2 separate regions of the Homo sapiens genome follow, and region 2 is linked to region 1. A link is an interaction called in ENCODE POLR2A ChIA-PET data of the cell type or tissue named here. Cell type or tissue: K562. All regions are shown on one strand. Links, peaks and the distances in the headings refer to the core of each region. The heading gives the core; the rest is flanking DNA.

Evidence for each region. ChIA-PET counts read pairs that join two places held together with the same protein. Peaks named below come from ENCODE experiments on the same cell type or tissue, not always from the same donor. Only the 100,000 strongest peaks of a DNase experiment are listed, where the experiment ranks them.
Region 2: POLR2A ChIA-PET joins it to region 1 with 5 read pairs; 11 of 35 experiments call an interaction of 5 or more read pairs at or near these places.

What each region holds. Positions count from the first base shown.
Region 1 is chr16:31,249,110-31,257,973 of GRCh38, forward strand. No RefSeq gene overlaps it. Among named protein-coding and RNA genes, the nearest start is that of ITGAM, 6.4 kb to the right of the region's middle. In K562, for the core only: no CTCF peak of the experiment used is centred there; a DNase peak (open chromatin) is centred at 4,702.
Region 2 is chr16:31,183,999-31,190,689 of GRCh38, forward strand. FUS (FUS RNA binding protein) reads left to right here. Exons shown (of 15, transcript NM_004960.4): 4 at 1-4; 5 at 211-398; 6 at 941-1,181; 7 at 2,804-2,838; 8 at 4,327-4,359; 9 at 5,125-5,228; 10 at 5,667-5,796; 11 at 6,042-6,143; 12 at 6,277-6,400. Among named protein-coding and RNA genes, the nearest start is that of FUS, 7.2 kb to the left of the region's middle. In K562, for the core only: no CTCF peak of the experiment used is centred there; no DNase peak of the experiment used is centred there.

The DNA of each region.
Region 1 (8,864 bases), core at 1,925-6,924:
CAGGGGTTCCACATGACTGGTACCCATATGTGGTTGGAAATGCCCTGACTCTCTCTAGACTCCAAGCTGGGTCCATCTCTTGCTTGTGGTCCCCAGTAGCTGAAGTACAGCTGAGGTGTTCCTGGGGTTGCTATTTAGCTTAACCATGGCTCTCTCCTCTGCTGAGGAGCCCCTTGGAGTGAGAGATGCCTGCCTCCCCTCAGGGCTTTGCCTCCACCCTTTCTCCAACCTCTGTATTCCTTCATGTGGAACCAGGAAGCCCCCCTCTCCCTCAATTTCCCACTTTATTTAAGGCACATAAAACTTTTCTGGAGGAAAGCTCTTGTTGAATCTGCAGCCTCTCCCCAAACCCCAAGGCCTGTAAAGCTCTGAATAGAGAGGCCCTGAGCTGAATGTGACAGTAATGATACTTATATCAGGTCAAGGATGCCTAAGGACCATAGTTACTTTGTCAAATTGTACAAGATGTTTCATCCAGAGCGTGCTTAGAGTAATGATAATGATATGTGGCAGAGAGAGCTAGTTGCCCCCATGTGCTTTCCTCTTCTTCCTTTAGTAATGCAACCCCATTAATTAGCACACAGATACTTAGGATAACATCACATTTTCCAGTCACCACTGCAGTTGTGTGTGGCCATGTGACTAAGTCCTGGCCAATGAGATGTGAAGGAAATGATGTGTGCAACATTTGGTCTCACCTTTAAAGGAAAGGGGCCTTCCCACCATTTTTTTTCTTTGTTATGAGACAGAGTCTCACTCTGTCACCCAGGCTGGAGTGCAGTGGCATGCTCTTGGCTCACTGCAACCTCCACCTTCCAGGTTCAAGCGATTCTCCTGCCTCAGCCTCCCAAGGAGCTGGGACTATAAGCGCCCGCCACAATGGCTGGCTAATTTTTGTATTTTTAGTAAAGGCGGGGTTTCACCATGTTTGCCAGGCTGGTCTCGAACTCCTGACCTCATGTGAACCCACTTCGGCCTCCCAAAATGCTGGGATTACAGGTGTGAGCCACTGTGCCTGGCTTTTTTTTTTTTTGATACAGATTCTTGCTCTGTTACCCAGGCTGGAGTAAAGTGGTGCAATCTTGACTCACTGCAGCCTTGACCTCCCAGGCTCAGGTGATCCTCCCACCTAAGCCTCCCAAGTAGCAGGGACCACAGGCACATGCTACCATGCCCAGCTAATTTTTTTTTGTAATTTTTATAGAGACAAGGTTGTGTCATGTTGCTGCGCTGGTCTTGAACTCGTGGGCTCAAGTGATCTGCCTGCCTCGGCCTTCTAAAGTGCTGGGATTACAGACATAAGCCAACGTGCCTGGCCTCAATTTTTTTTTTTTTTTTTTTGAGACAAAGTCTCACTCTATTGCCCAGGATGGAGTACAGTGGCTTGAGCTCGGCTCACTGCAACCTCTGCCTCCTGAGTTCAAGCGATTCTCCTGCCTCAGTCTCCCAAGTTGCTGGGATTGCAGGCATGTGCCACCACACCCAGCTAATTTTTGTATTTTTAGTAGAGATGGGGTTTCACCATGTTGGTTAGGCTGGTCTTGAACTCCTGACCTCAGGTGATCCGCCTGCCTCGGCCTCCCAAAGTGCTGGGATTACAGGCGTGAGCCACCACTCCCTGCCAGGCACCACTTCTTTTTATCCTTCCTGTCAGCCCGAGGGTGGACTTGGCGCTGGGCCGTCTTTGACCAGGCGGATGAAGACAAAACCCTCAGGATGGCAGAGCAACCTGCTGGAGGGAGCCTGGATCTCCAACACCATGGAGCCTCCGTAACCCCCAAATGCTGATGCTGGGGCCATCACAGGACTGTCTGGGCTAAGCCTCTGTGATTTTGGGTCTTATTACAACAGTTGAACCTTAGTCTCCACCAATACAAATAATCATCTTTGCCGGTGGGGGCGCATCTTACATGCCAGGCACTGTGCTAAGCTTTTCACATGCATTATTTAATTTAACCCTTACAAAAACTCTGTTAAGTCACACATCAGTTAGGGCCTTTTGGGGAAAAACAACAGAACAAGTAGAACATGAGATTTACTGAGTACCAAGTAGCCTATTCCAGGAATTAGTAGTTTTGTTTCCTGCCCTGCTCAGGTTAGGCCCTGAGCAACTCCTCCTTTCAAGGTTGGGAGGCAAGAACTTAGAGATGGTGAAATGGCTGTCGCTGCCCTGCAAGTCACCTGTGGCCAACCATGCTCTTTGTGTGACCTTGGTCGAAACACCTGGGACTCACAAAGCCTGTGGTAGAACAATTTCCTTGGCCTGCCAGACATTTGGCCTGCTGCATGGACAACTGAGGTGGCAAGGGAAGCATCCAGAATGCTTCCCACTGAGCGACAGGCAGCTTTCAGCCACCTACCTCTGTGTGTCATCGAGGGTGCGCTGGCCAGGTCATCCATCAACCCAACACAGTTGGTAGAATGATTACAGCGAATGTTGACTACATGCACTTTGACATCTATTATTATCTCATTTAACTATCACAATCACCCCAAGATGTTAGTACAATTATTGCCCCCATTTTCCAGATGAGGACAGTGAGGTCCAGAGAGTAAGTTGTTCAAGGGCATACTTATAGACCTAGGATATTTTTATTCTTTTTTTTTTTTTTTCTGAGATGAGATCTTGCTCTGTTGCCCAGGCTGGAGGGCAGTGGTGTGATCTTGGCTCATTGCAATCTCCGCCTCCTGGGTTCAAGTGATTTTCTTGCCTCAGCCTCCTGAGTAGCTGGGATTACAGGCATGTGCCACCATTCCCGGCTAATTTTTGTATTTTTGGTAGAGACAGGGTTTCGCTATATTGTCCAGGCTGGTTTCAAACTTCTGACTTCAGGTGATCCACCTGCCTCAGCCTCCCAAAGTGCTGGGATTACAGGTGTGAGCCACCACACCCGGCGTAGACCTAGGATTTTAGTGCCCTTAGTCTGATTCCAGACCCAAAGGCTTAACCAGATGGCTGAGGATGACACTCAGGTGGAACTTTTTTTTCTTACTTTTTTTTTTTTTTAAGACAGGGTCTCGCTGTGTTGCCCAAGCTGGAGTGCGGTGGTGCAATCAGCTCACTGCAGCCTCAATCTCCTGGGCTCAAGTGATTCTCCCACCTCAGCCTCCTGGGTAGCTGGGGTTGTCTCACGTGTCCATGTGAAGAGACCACCAAACGGGCTTCGTGTGAGCAACAAGGCTGTTTATTTCACCTGGGTGCAGGCGGGCTGAGTCCGAAAAGAGAGTCAGCAAAGGGTGGTGGATTATCATTAGTTCCTACAGGTTTTGGGATAGGGGGTGAAAAGCCATGTTTTGCGGGCAGGGGTGGATCTCACAAAGTACATTCTCAAGGGTGGGGAGAATTACAAAGAACCTTCTTAAGGGTCGGGGAGATTACAAAGTACCTTCTTAAGGGTGGGGGAGATTACAAAGTACATTGATCAGTTAGGGTGGGACAGAAACAAATCACAATGGTGGAATGTCATCAGTTAAGGCTATTTTCACTTCTTTTGTGGATCTTCAGTTGCTTCAAGCCATCTGGATGTATACATGCAGGTCACAGGGGATATGATGGCTTAGCTTGGGCTCAGAGGCCTGACAGGATCACAGGAACTTTTCTTGACAATCCAGTGCAATGGAAAAACAGTATTTTATTCTTGTTCTTCCCACAACTTTCTCAGGAGGGCGGATCCTGTAGCAAGTTTCTTCGAGTGTGGTGAGCGAAGCAAATTGGAGGAGCTCAGACGGAGATAATTTGTCTGTGTAGACAAGGAAGGAAATTTGGAGAGGTGGGACTGGGAGATTTTGTTGGGAAGAGAGAAGCCGTGACCCTGGGTGCTGTGCAGGAAAAGGGACGATGAAGACCTGATACCTTCATTCCCCTGAGAGCAAAACTGGAAAATGTTGAGGAATGTGGCAAAGAAGGTTTGCGAAGTTGAGTATAGAGAGTCATGTGATGCAAAACCCACTTGTTTGAAGGAGGTGGGCCAGTGAGCCTGCCGATCCCTGGGGGAAGATTGGTTCCATCAGAGGGAACAGCCAGTGCCATGGCCTTCAGGTGGTGGTGTGCCTGGCAGGTTTGAGGAATGGCAAGGAGGCCAGGGTGGCTGCTGTCCCAGAAAATGAGGTAAGCTCAGAGAGGTAAGGGCTGGGGTTGGGATGACAGGTCATGCAGGTCCTTGTAGGTTGTAGAAAGGACTGGCTTTTACTATCAGTAACGTGGGAGCCTTTGCAAGGTTTTGAGCAGAGGAGTGGCATGATATGTCTTGTGTTTTGAAACAATCCCTCTGACTGCTGTACTGAAAATTGACTTCGGCTGGGCACGGTGGCTCACGCATGTAATGCCAGCACTTTGGGAGGCTGAGGTGGGAGGATGGCTTGAGGCTAGGAGTTTGAGACCAGCCTAGGCAACTTAGTGAGACCCCGTCTCTACAAAAAGATTGAAAAATTACCTGGACATGGGGGCGCATGCCTGTAGTACCAGCTATTTAGGAGGCTGAGGTGGGAGGATCATTTGAACCCAGGAGTTGGAAAAAAGAAAAAAGGCAGTCAAAGGACTGAGCTCTGAGATCCTTCTGAAGAGGTTGGGAGAAGAGGAGAATCAGCAAGAGAAACTGAGAAGGAGGGTCATGGGCGGTAGGCGGGAAGCAGGAGAGTGTGGGGTCAGAGGACAGATGTAGAAATCAGTTCCAGGAAGCGAGGGCCGAGTGTCAGAAGCTGCTGCTGAGTCACTCAAGATGAAGACAGAACTCATCACTGGAGTCACTCAGGCAGCCTTGGTGACCTTGATAAAAATAGTTTAGGTGGAGTAGGTGCCGGGTTGGAGCACAGGCTTGGTTGGAATGGGGTTAAGGGAGGATGTGAGCAGTAGAACAGGGTGCAGCCAACACAGACAACTACTTTGGAGAAGTTTTGCAAAAGGGAAGTAAAAAATGGGCAGTGGTTGATGAGGGGAGTGGAATCAAAGAAAGTCTTGTTTGCTTTTTCAGTAGGAGAAATGTATTGTTTCTGATGGGAACACCAGATTTCTACATACGTATTTTGTATTCTTTCCGAGGGTCTTATATACTTATTCCAGAGCCAACACTGTACTTTTACCTACTGTGGCTTTAGAATATTGCTTTGATAGGGTACTTGTTATGGAATAACATGACATTGTAAGGTATGTCCCATTGCTTTATAGGCTATTGCTGTGTGTTTTCTAGTCCAGTCAATTTTTGAATCAGCACGTCAAATTCTAGAAAAATTCTGCTGGGTGAGATTATAATGAATTTGAGTAATTAAATGGAGAACCGACATCTGTACTGACATCTGTAGTCTTGTAGTCTTGTCATCCATGAAGATGACATATCTCTCTATTCTTTTTTTTTTTTTTTTTTTTTTTTTTTTTGAGATGGAGTGTTGCTCTGTTGCCCAGGCTGGAGTGTGGTGGCACAATCTCAGTTCACTGAAACCTCTGCCTCCCGGGTACAAGCAATTCTCATGCCTCAGCCTCCCGAGCAGCTGGGATTACAGGCATGCACCATGATGCCCAGCTAATTTTTGTATTTTTTGTAGAGATGGGATTTCACCATGTTGGCCAGGCTGGTCTCAAACTCCTGGCCTCAAGTGATCCACCCACTTCAGCCTCCCAAAGTGCTAGGATTACAGGCGTGAGCCACTGCACCAGGTCAATAATCTTTTTTTTTTTTTTTTTTTTTTTTTTTTTTGAGGATGAAGTCTTGCTCTGTTGCCCAGGCTGGAGTGCAGTGGCATGATCTCGGCTCACTGCAACCTCCACCTCCCGGGTTCCTAGCATTCTCCTGTCTCAGCCACCCGAGTAGCTGGGACTACAGGCGCATGCCACCATGTCTGGCTAATTTTTGTATTTTTAGCAGAGACGGGTTTTGCCATGTTGGCCAGGCTGGTCTCGAACTCCTGATCTCAGGTGATCCACCCACATCAGCCTCCCAAAGTGCTGGGATTACAAACGTGAGCCATCATGCCCGGCCAGTAATTTGTTTAATTACATATCTTTTATAAGCTCTTTCTTTCTTCCTTCTTTTTTTTTTTGAGACAAGGTCTCACTCTGTTGCCCAGGCTGGAGTGCAGTAGTGTGATCATGGCTCACTGCAGCCTCCAACACTTGGGCTCAAAATGTCCAAGGGACATTTTGCGAAGTGCGTTTTCAGGGAGATAGTTTGATTTCCCACACCTGTTTGATACATATTAATGTTTAATTAATTAATTATTTATTTAATTAAAAAAATTTAAGAGACGGGGTCTTATTATGTTGCCCAGGCTAGAGTACAGTGTATGGTGGCATGATCATAGCTCACTGCAACCTCGACCCCTTGGGTGCAAGTGATCCTCCTGCCTCAGCTTCCTGAGTAGCTGGGACTACATGTGCATACCACCACACTAGATAATTAAAAAAAAATTTTTTTTAAGAGACAGAATCTTCCTATGTTGCCCAGGTTGGTCTTGAACTCCTGGGCTCAAGCGATCCTCCCACTCTGGACTCCCAAAGTGCTGGTATTACAGGCAGTGAGCCATTGTGCCTGGCATTAGCTCCTTCTTTTCCTCACTTTCCCACCAGTGTTTCCGGAATCACCTTCCAGATAAATTACTTACACTTGAAGCCTTGTCTCAGAGTCCACTTATAGGGGAAATCAAGCTAAGATTTTATCAAGAGTGGGGATGGGGGACAGGTAGGAGGGAACAGCCAACAGCTTATAGATATGTCCCCACCCACGGTCACCAGGTCAGGTGCACACTTGGTGGTGGCTCATTGAGAAAGCCTCTGCAGGTTGGACAGCCAGTCTGAGATCTTGCCTATGTTTTTACAGAGAGTGGACCCTTGGCCACTGTTCAGGGCAAGGAGGGGCCTCCACGTCTGAGTTCGAGCAGCCCCCATAGTGGCCAGAGTGTGAAAACTTTTCCCAAAGCAAACCCAGCTGATCTACTAAACTCCTCCCCGGGCACCCTGGTTGGTATCTTCTCATCTTGGGCTCATGACTTCGTTCGTCCTTTCCTCAGCTTCTTTACCTGCTAACAAATACAGGTAACCTGTTGTTTTAAATTATCTATTGGTATTTTTTATGATTATGAGTCTTTTTTTTGTATAAAGGTCTTTTTTTTTTTTCTCTTTGAGACATGGTCTTGCTCTGTTGCCCAGGCTGGAGTGCAGTGTTGAGGTCATAGCTCACTGTAGCCTCAAACTCCTGGGCTCAAGTGATCCTCTTGCCTTGGCCTCCCACAGCATTGGGATCACAGGCATGAGCCACTGCACCCAGCCTATATAAATATTTTAAGTACAAATGATATAGAAAAGAATATTAAAGTCATCTTGTAGCAGATTGAATACAACCACAAATTCCTCCCATTGGGAGGTGGGATCTGTGTCCCCTTTGCTTGAATGTGGATGAGCTCTGTGACTGCCTGATCAATGGAATGTGGTGCAGATGACTTGGCGCCAGTTTCCAGATCAAGACCTTAGTAGCCTGGAAATTTCTGCTTCCTGTCTGTTGGAACACTTGCTCTTGAAGTCCAGCCACCATGCTGCGAGAAGCCCAAGCCACATGGAGAGGGCACGTGGGGGTGCCCAGGTGACAGCCCCAACTGAGCTCCTAGCCCACGGCCAACTGCCAGCTGTGGGAGTGACCCATTTTGGGAGCCCAGCCCAACTGAGCTTTGGATTACTCTAGCCCTGGTTGTGATCCGACTGCAATCATGTGAGAGACCCCGCTGAGAACTGCTGAGGCCAGGAGATTCACAGATACGCGAGAGATTATAATATGCTGCTGTTTTTAACTATGAAGTTTTGGAGTAGCTCGCTCTGCAGCAATAGATACTGGAACATACCTGTAATCCTCCTATCTTGGAGATAACGACTATTAACATTTGGTTTTCCTGCATATATATATATATATATATATATATATATATATATATATATATATGATTTATTTTTGTATGTATGTACTTATTTATTTAATTTTAATTTTTTATTTTTTGAAACTGAGTCAAGCTCTATTGCCCAGGCTGGAGTGCAATGGTGCAATCTCAGCTCACTGCAACCTCCACCTCCCAGGTTCAAGTGATTCTCCTGCCTCAGCCTCCCAAGTAACTAGGATTACAGGTGCCTGCCACCACGCCTGGCTAATTGTTGTATTTTTAGTAGAGATGGGGTTTCACCATGTTGGCCAGGCTGGTCTTGAACTCCTAATCTCAGGTGATCCTCCCACCTCAGCCTCCCGAAGTGCTGGGATTACAGGCGTGCCTGTATATATTACATGCCCTGCCTATATATATTTTAGAGACAGGGTCTGGCTCTGTTTTCCAGGCTGGAGTGCAGTGGTGCAATCATATCTCACTGCAGCCTCAACCTCCTTGGCTCAAGCGATCCTCCCACCTCAGCCTGTTGAGTAGCTGGGACCACAGGTGTGCATCACTATGCCCAGCTAATTTTTAAACATTTTTTTGTAGAGTCAGGGTCTTGCTGTGTTGCCCAGGCTGGTCTTGAGTTCCTGAGCTCAAATGATCCCTCTGCCTTGGCCTCCCAATGTGCTGAGATTACAAGCAGGAGTCACCACACCTGGCTATATATAAAAATTATAAACAGATAATTTTTAACCAAATGTACATAATTTTAATTGCTTTTTTTTTTTTCAGCCAGCAAGCATTTTTTTCCATCTAGTTATCGGGAAAGTAGAACTAGAGGCAAAAGAAAATGTGTTGAATGGTGAAACCCTGTCTCTACTGAAAATACAAAAAATTAGCCAGGCGTGGTGGCAAGCACCTGTATTCTCAGCTACTCGGGAGGCTGAGGCAGGAGAATCACTTGAACTCGGGAGGCAGAGGTTGCAGTGAGCTGAGATCACGCCACTGCACTCCAGCCTGGG
Region 2 (6,691 bases), core at 1-5,000, 67 kb before region 1:
GAAGGTACGGTGGTGTTGATGTCGGGGAAGGCTTGAAAAGAGGGGTGAATTGATGAGGAATGATAAAGGGACCAGCAGTAGGAGCAGTTCAGAGGTGTAATTGGGGTAGGGGAGCCTGTGTTGGGTACAGAGAATGGACTCCACTAAAAGTGAAAGGAAATTGGGGGCTATGCTGGGATTGTGATTGTGTTTTTTGTTTGTTTTCCCTAGTTACGGTAGCAGTTCTCAGAGCAGCAGCTATGGGCAGCCCCAGAGTGGGAGCTACAGCCAGCAGCCTAGCTATGGTGGACAGCAGCAAAGCTATGGACAGCAGCAAAGCTATAATCCCCCTCAGGGCTATGGACAGCAGAACCAGTACAACAGCAGCAGTGGTGGTGGAGGTGGAGGTGGAGGTGGAGGTGAGATGTCTTCAGCTTTGTCTGCAGCCCATTTTCTTTTTCTTTTTTTTTTTTTTTTTGAGACGGAGTCTTGCTCTGTCTCTGTTGCTGAGGCTGGAGTGCAGTGGCACAATCTCGGCTCACTGCAAGCTCCGCCTTCCGGGTTCGCGCCAGTCTCCTGCCTCAGCCTCCCGAGTAGCTGGGACTACAGGCATCCGCCACCACGCCCGGCTAATTTTTTGTATTTTTAGTAGAGACGGGGTTTCACCATGTTAGCCAGGATGGTTTCGATCTCCTGACCTTGTGATCCGCCCGCCTTGGCCTCCCAAAGTGCTGGGATTACAGGCGTGAGCCACTGTGCCTGGTGTCTGCAGCCCATTTTCTATAAGGATTTGTATTCTCCTGTTTTAGCTTAAAAGAGGGTTCCTGTCTTGTTTCCTAGCTGTCTTTTTACTTTCTTTTGTCCTTCATTGCCTGGCACTTGTCAAACCTTTTCAAACCTTTTAGTGCTACTTTACAATCTTTTTGTTTTTTTTTTTTAATCATTCTTTCTTTTCTCACAGGTAACTATGGCCAAGATCAATCCTCCATGAGTAGTGGTGGTGGCAGTGGTGGCGGTTATGGCAATCAAGACCAGAGTGGTGGAGGTGGCAGCGGTGGCTATGGACAGCAGGACCGTGGAGGCCGCGGCAGGGGTGGCAGTGGTGGCGGCGGCGGCGGCGGCGGTGGTGGTTACAACCGCAGCAGTGGTGGCTATGAACCCAGAGGTCGTGGAGGTGGCCGTGGAGGCAGAGGTGGCATGGGGTAGGTGTCTCATGAGCCAGGGAGTATCTTTGGTGGGGAGTGTGGAGGATTGCATGAATCTCCCTGAAGCCAGTCCCTAGTGCATGGTTTAGTATTCTTGTTGTCTAGGGATCTGTGAGGGCTTTGATTTGGGGGCAGTGACTTTCTTTTTACATCCCCATTTTATTTTTGTGAGAACTTGGGAGCCTGAACTCCCATCCATACCACTGAATAGAGATTTTGAGTAATGATACTTGTTTCCAAAAAAAAAGAAACCATACATAGATACGTATGGATTGGAGTCATTAATATCCTAGGCAAGAAACATGGAAGTGAAGACTTCTTTCTCTGCAAGGGAAACCGATGATCCCACTCCTGGGAAATAGTAGGGAAACTTGGTATGTGTATTCCCATGTGTCCTCTAGGGAGTTGGTAATGGTTAACCTGACTTCAGCTTCCAGGAATTGGCTACTCTTCCCGTTTTCTATAGTCATTTGAATCCACGAGCTTGATTTGCACTAATTTGACCGACATTGATTTTGTGTGTGACTTGGTTTATGGGGCCAGCTGACTGAAGTAAGCAGACCTTTTGGGCAAAAATATGCTTTGACAGTGGTCTCCCACCTATTTGTTCCACTGTCTGCCTTCCCCTGGTTACTTAAAATTCATCAGCTTGTCCAACTGGACCTTCTTTCCTTCCTGCTGAAGTTGATTTGAAGTAAAACCTTAGATTTGATGTTAAAACAGTTGTCAAATCTGTTGGTAAATAAGATTTGAAGGACCCTACTCTGTCTCCCTTGAAAAAGGGGAGGAATGTCAGTGTTACTGTTTTTGGAAAAAGTAGATTTTTAAACCGAGTTTGGAAATGGTAAGTATGCAGAGGTGGGTGGGGGCAATCTCAAAAACGTGCAAAAATGAGGAAAACAAAAATGAGGAAATGTGTGCGTGTGTTTAATGCAAAACTTTAAAAAGAAAAACAACTGTTATGTGACTGTTAACTTGCTCTGCATTTTATGTGCCACAGGTATGAAAGGTGACATTGCAAAATACTCCGCTCTTCTCGCAGTGTAGAAGGGGTGACCCCGGGGGTTGGGGGAGATCAAAAACAGCTCAGTAGTTAGGACAGAGCTTAGCTAAGTTTGTCTTGCTTTAAGGGGAAGTTGCCTTTGGTTTTGACTTTTTATGGAATGGGGTTGGGTCTGCTTGCTGCTTTCAAAGCAAAAACCACAAAAATGTGTTCAAGGCTACCCCAGCCTGGTGTGAAATGTCTTCTGGGTAAATTGGGGTAGGGTTTTTAAACCAACTACTTGGTTGTCAACCACTTGCGACAAGAGGAAAAAAAAACATCTGCTCCATCGGAAGAACGACCAAGGAAAATGGGTTATTTTTTTTCCAGAGGAAATAGATAACGTAACCTTTTAAAGCAAAATCTTTATAAACTGTGTCTGAGAAATTGCACACGTGTGTGTGACATGCTCAAAGGTCAGACAAGGGGTGGTCAGGAAGGGATGTATTTTAGTAGCCACTTGTATCTTTTTCCAAAAACACCTACCCATGTTTGGGGAATGTTAAACAAAATCAAAAAACAACCTTTTGTAGCCGTTGGAAGCTTCATGTCCTTTCTTCTAACTTGTCTTCTCCAGCGGAAGTGACCGTGGTGGCTTCAATAAATTTGGTGGTAAGTGAACAGAGTTTCCAAAATTCCCAACTCCCAGCAATGCTTTGTCTGATTGTTCATTTGCAGATGTCTTAGCGTGTTAATTTAAATGTCAAAGGTTTTGAGGTGTCCAGAACCACCTCCAGAAAGGGGTAGGGTAGAATGCCACCTGTTGCCTGGTGTGTGCTAACCTGGAGCAGGTAGGGGTAAGACTCAATAGTCATCTTTTACCAAATGGGTTTGCCCCAGGTTAATAAGAGGGGTCTAGTAGGCCTTGGACTGGGCCGTTGCCACACCTGGCACTTAGTGACCATCATCATGAGAAACTGGAGAGTGCGTGCTGGAACACGTGGTGCCATCTTGGCTTTAGGATCCTTTTGATCGTTGTGTCCAAGGCTTGTGTGTGTGTGAGTGTGTGGGAGACAACTCCGAATGTTTAATTCTGGAAGAGGGATGTAACATTGCCCTGAGGATGGTGAAGTTGGTATACATTTATAAAGTACGGAATGGTGTCAATGAATGCAATTCTATGTATATGGACTTAACTGAGATGGGCAAATAGAAACTAGCTCTGGGAAGGAACATGTGCACTACTTCAAGAAAGATTGGAAGCATGTGTGGCTCATGGGAAATAACCAGGTCTTAAACAGCACAAACTGAATTCGTGGACCAGGAAGGTCTTAAACAGCACAAACTGAATTCATGGAAAAATGACAAATTTGAGAAGTCTCCCAGTAAGCTGGAACTTTTCTGGTTTGGTTAACAAAAGGTTTCTTGATTTGTTTCAAGATTTAAAGCCAAAGGTGTGGGTTCATGACTTAGGTGTCATTGCGTGTGGGTACAATATTTATATATGGCGAATTCAGATAAACATTGGTCAAAGATGGTCTCTGGAAAAACAAAATAGAGGCTGCATTACGGAAATAAGATTTCTGGTCTGTTCCCTGGGACATGCTTAAAAAATACAATAGCTATTATGTATGGTTTTTATTTTCATGTGGTTTCGGGGAAACAACACGGTTTTAAGGATGGTTTCTAAAGATGAAATTAAAAATTGTTCCACAAGGGTTAAGTGTCTGGTGGTAAAGTTGGGAGAAACTGGATGGATGCACATCGCATGGCTGGTGGCGAGCCCATCTCTCTTCTCTCGGGTGAGAGAACCGGGCCAAGCTGAGTTGGTTTGTTCACTTTAATGGGTCTCCGTTTCCCCTGCCACCTGTGCTGAGGACATTTCCCAGCCTGAGCTGGGGGAGGCAGCATTTGCTGAAGTGTGGAGTTGTCTCTGTGGAGACTCAAGTTACAGATCTTAAGGGGCCTGCCTAGAATTTTCTCCTCTGGGCAGGCGACCCAGGAAAGGGTTTGGAGTGAGGCTGTGAGCACTTACTTGATATTTTACAAGTTTGGATTTGGTGTTAATTTTTTTCCTTGTCCGTTTTTTCCTGTTGACTAACGGCTCATCTTTTCCTTGTTTTTGTTTTTTTTTTGTTCTTTTTTTCCATGTCACTAAAGGCCCTCGGGACCAAGGATCACGTCATGACTCCGGTGAGTTCACACGTGGTGGCATGAAAAGAGTGGCTAAAGTGGTATCAAGACTGCCTGGATGTTCTTTGAAACTATTATAAAAAGGAAACTGAAAAAAATGGGGATAGAGAAGGAAGGGAGTTAGGTGTGTCCTTAGTTAGCAGTGAGAAGTATTTGTTACGAAGTATTTCTCAGAAATACCTGGCTTGTGGGTTCCACCCCCAGTGATTTAGGTCTGAGAGGACCCTGAAAATCTACCTTTCTAACAAGTCCCCAGTGATGCTGATGCGTCTGGACCACACTCAGATGGTTTACAGCAGTGGTTCTTTCAAAATGTGGATCATGTCCAAGTTGGTGAACAAAACTAGTGAAAGACCTGACCACATGAAGTAAAGCATTGAACTCCTGTTTAGGTTGTATTGATGTTTGTGTACTAGATTTGAATGTAAAATGGGTTTCTTATTTAATTCGGGGACCTTCAACTGAAAGTTGATAAATACTGATGGACTTTTCTGTGTGGTCTTGTTGGGCATTTCACTCCTGAGCCCTGGTTTCCATACTGTATACTGGGTGTTAACATGTTTCAAAGGATAATTGTCAAACTGAATCTGAAATTTATCAGCATGGCTGGCATATAGGGACTCAAAAGGGATGTGGATTTCTTTTTAGTTGTCTTCCATAAACCAAATGATACCAGTTGCTTGATGGATACTAGGTGCTTTAGGTTTTTTCCTGTGTTTTTTATTTTACCTTTTCACATTTGCATTTTCTCTGTTCAACAAGCAGAACAGGATAATTCAGACAACAACACCATCTTTGTGCAAGGCCTGGGTGAGAATGTTACAATTGAGTCTGTGGCTGATTACTTCAAGCAGATTGGTATTATTAAGGTACTTGTGGAGAGGAGTGGGAGCTTTCTGTCAGTGTTGTAGGCTTGTGGATTTCACACATTAGTAAAAGCAAGTCTTTAATGGTTGCCAGCAGTAAAAACAAGTCTTAGTGGTTGTTGCCAGCTTAATTTGTTGAGGAAAGAGCCTTAGTTACTGTTTTCTAAAAGAGAAGTTCTATCTTAACACAAAAAGTATAACTTATCAGAGTACCCTAAACTCTTGAGATTTGTACTCTATAGTAACTTTTAGTTTTATCTTTCAATATTGGAGTGAGAGACAGTTTTCTTTAATGGAGGTTTACATGTGAGGTAGGAAGAAGTAACTGGGAAGAGGGGAGCTGAAGTTTGGGAATTATAAACCTCATGTTCTAGAGGAAGAAGATGGAAAGGGAGTACTGTAGCCTTTAAAATTGATGTTACCTCATTTTGCTTTCTTCAGACAAACAAGAAAACGGGACAGCCCATGATTAATTTGTACACAGACAGGGAAACTGGCAAGCTGAAGGGAGAGGCAACGGTCTCTTTTGATGACCCACCTTCAGCTAAAGCAGCTATTGACTGGTTTGATGGTATGTATGAGAAGGCTGGCAGAGGTGGGGCTGGGGATATAGGGCAGCAAGCCTTAGGAAACAAGCCATAGTTTGAGGGTTCTTTTGAGTCTTCCAACACTTACTTTAGCTGCGGTTTCAGGTAGTCTCATTTTTGCTTATGTGTCAGCAGATTATAAACCATTTGAGAAAGGCACGCTTCTCTTGTATTTTCGGATTAATGTGTCTTGCATTTAAAGTCTGTTGATGATTTTTTGTTTCTCTAGGTAAAGAATTCTCCGGAAATCCTATCAAGGTCTCATTTGCTACTCGCCGGGCAGACTTTAATCGGGGTGGTGGCAATGGTCGTGGAGGCCGAGGGCGAGGAGGTGAGGAGCTACCTGCTAGTGGTGCAGAGGGGTAATGGGGAGAGTGCAGAAGATGGTAAAGGCTTGCATGGAATGGGTTAGATTTACCAAACTTGGAGAGGGAGCAGACCCATACTTGGTCTATCTGCATTAGGACCCATGGGCCGTGGAGGCTATGGAGGTGGTGGCAGTGGTGGTGGTGGCCGAGGAGGATTTCCCAGTGGAGGTGGTGGCGGTGGAGGACAGCAGCGAGCTGGTGACTGGAAGTGTCCTAATCCGTGAGTGAAACTTAATTTTTTTCTTAGTTCTCTTGCATGCGTGCTCTTTGATATATTGGTACTGAGGTATGTGCGTGTTTTCCAAAGAAGTAAATGTCAAGGCCACACTGTTGGGGTCAGATTTAGCCAAAAGCTTACCTAGGTAAGGTTGATGTAATGGGAAAGGTAATGGATTGGGTTCAGTAATACTGATTTTTGTTCCTGACTCTGAGAAGCAAGCCGTTTTGTCTTTCTGAAGCTTCAGTTTCCTCACTGTATCTCTAAAGTCACCGTAGTTTCTTCCTAGTTCTA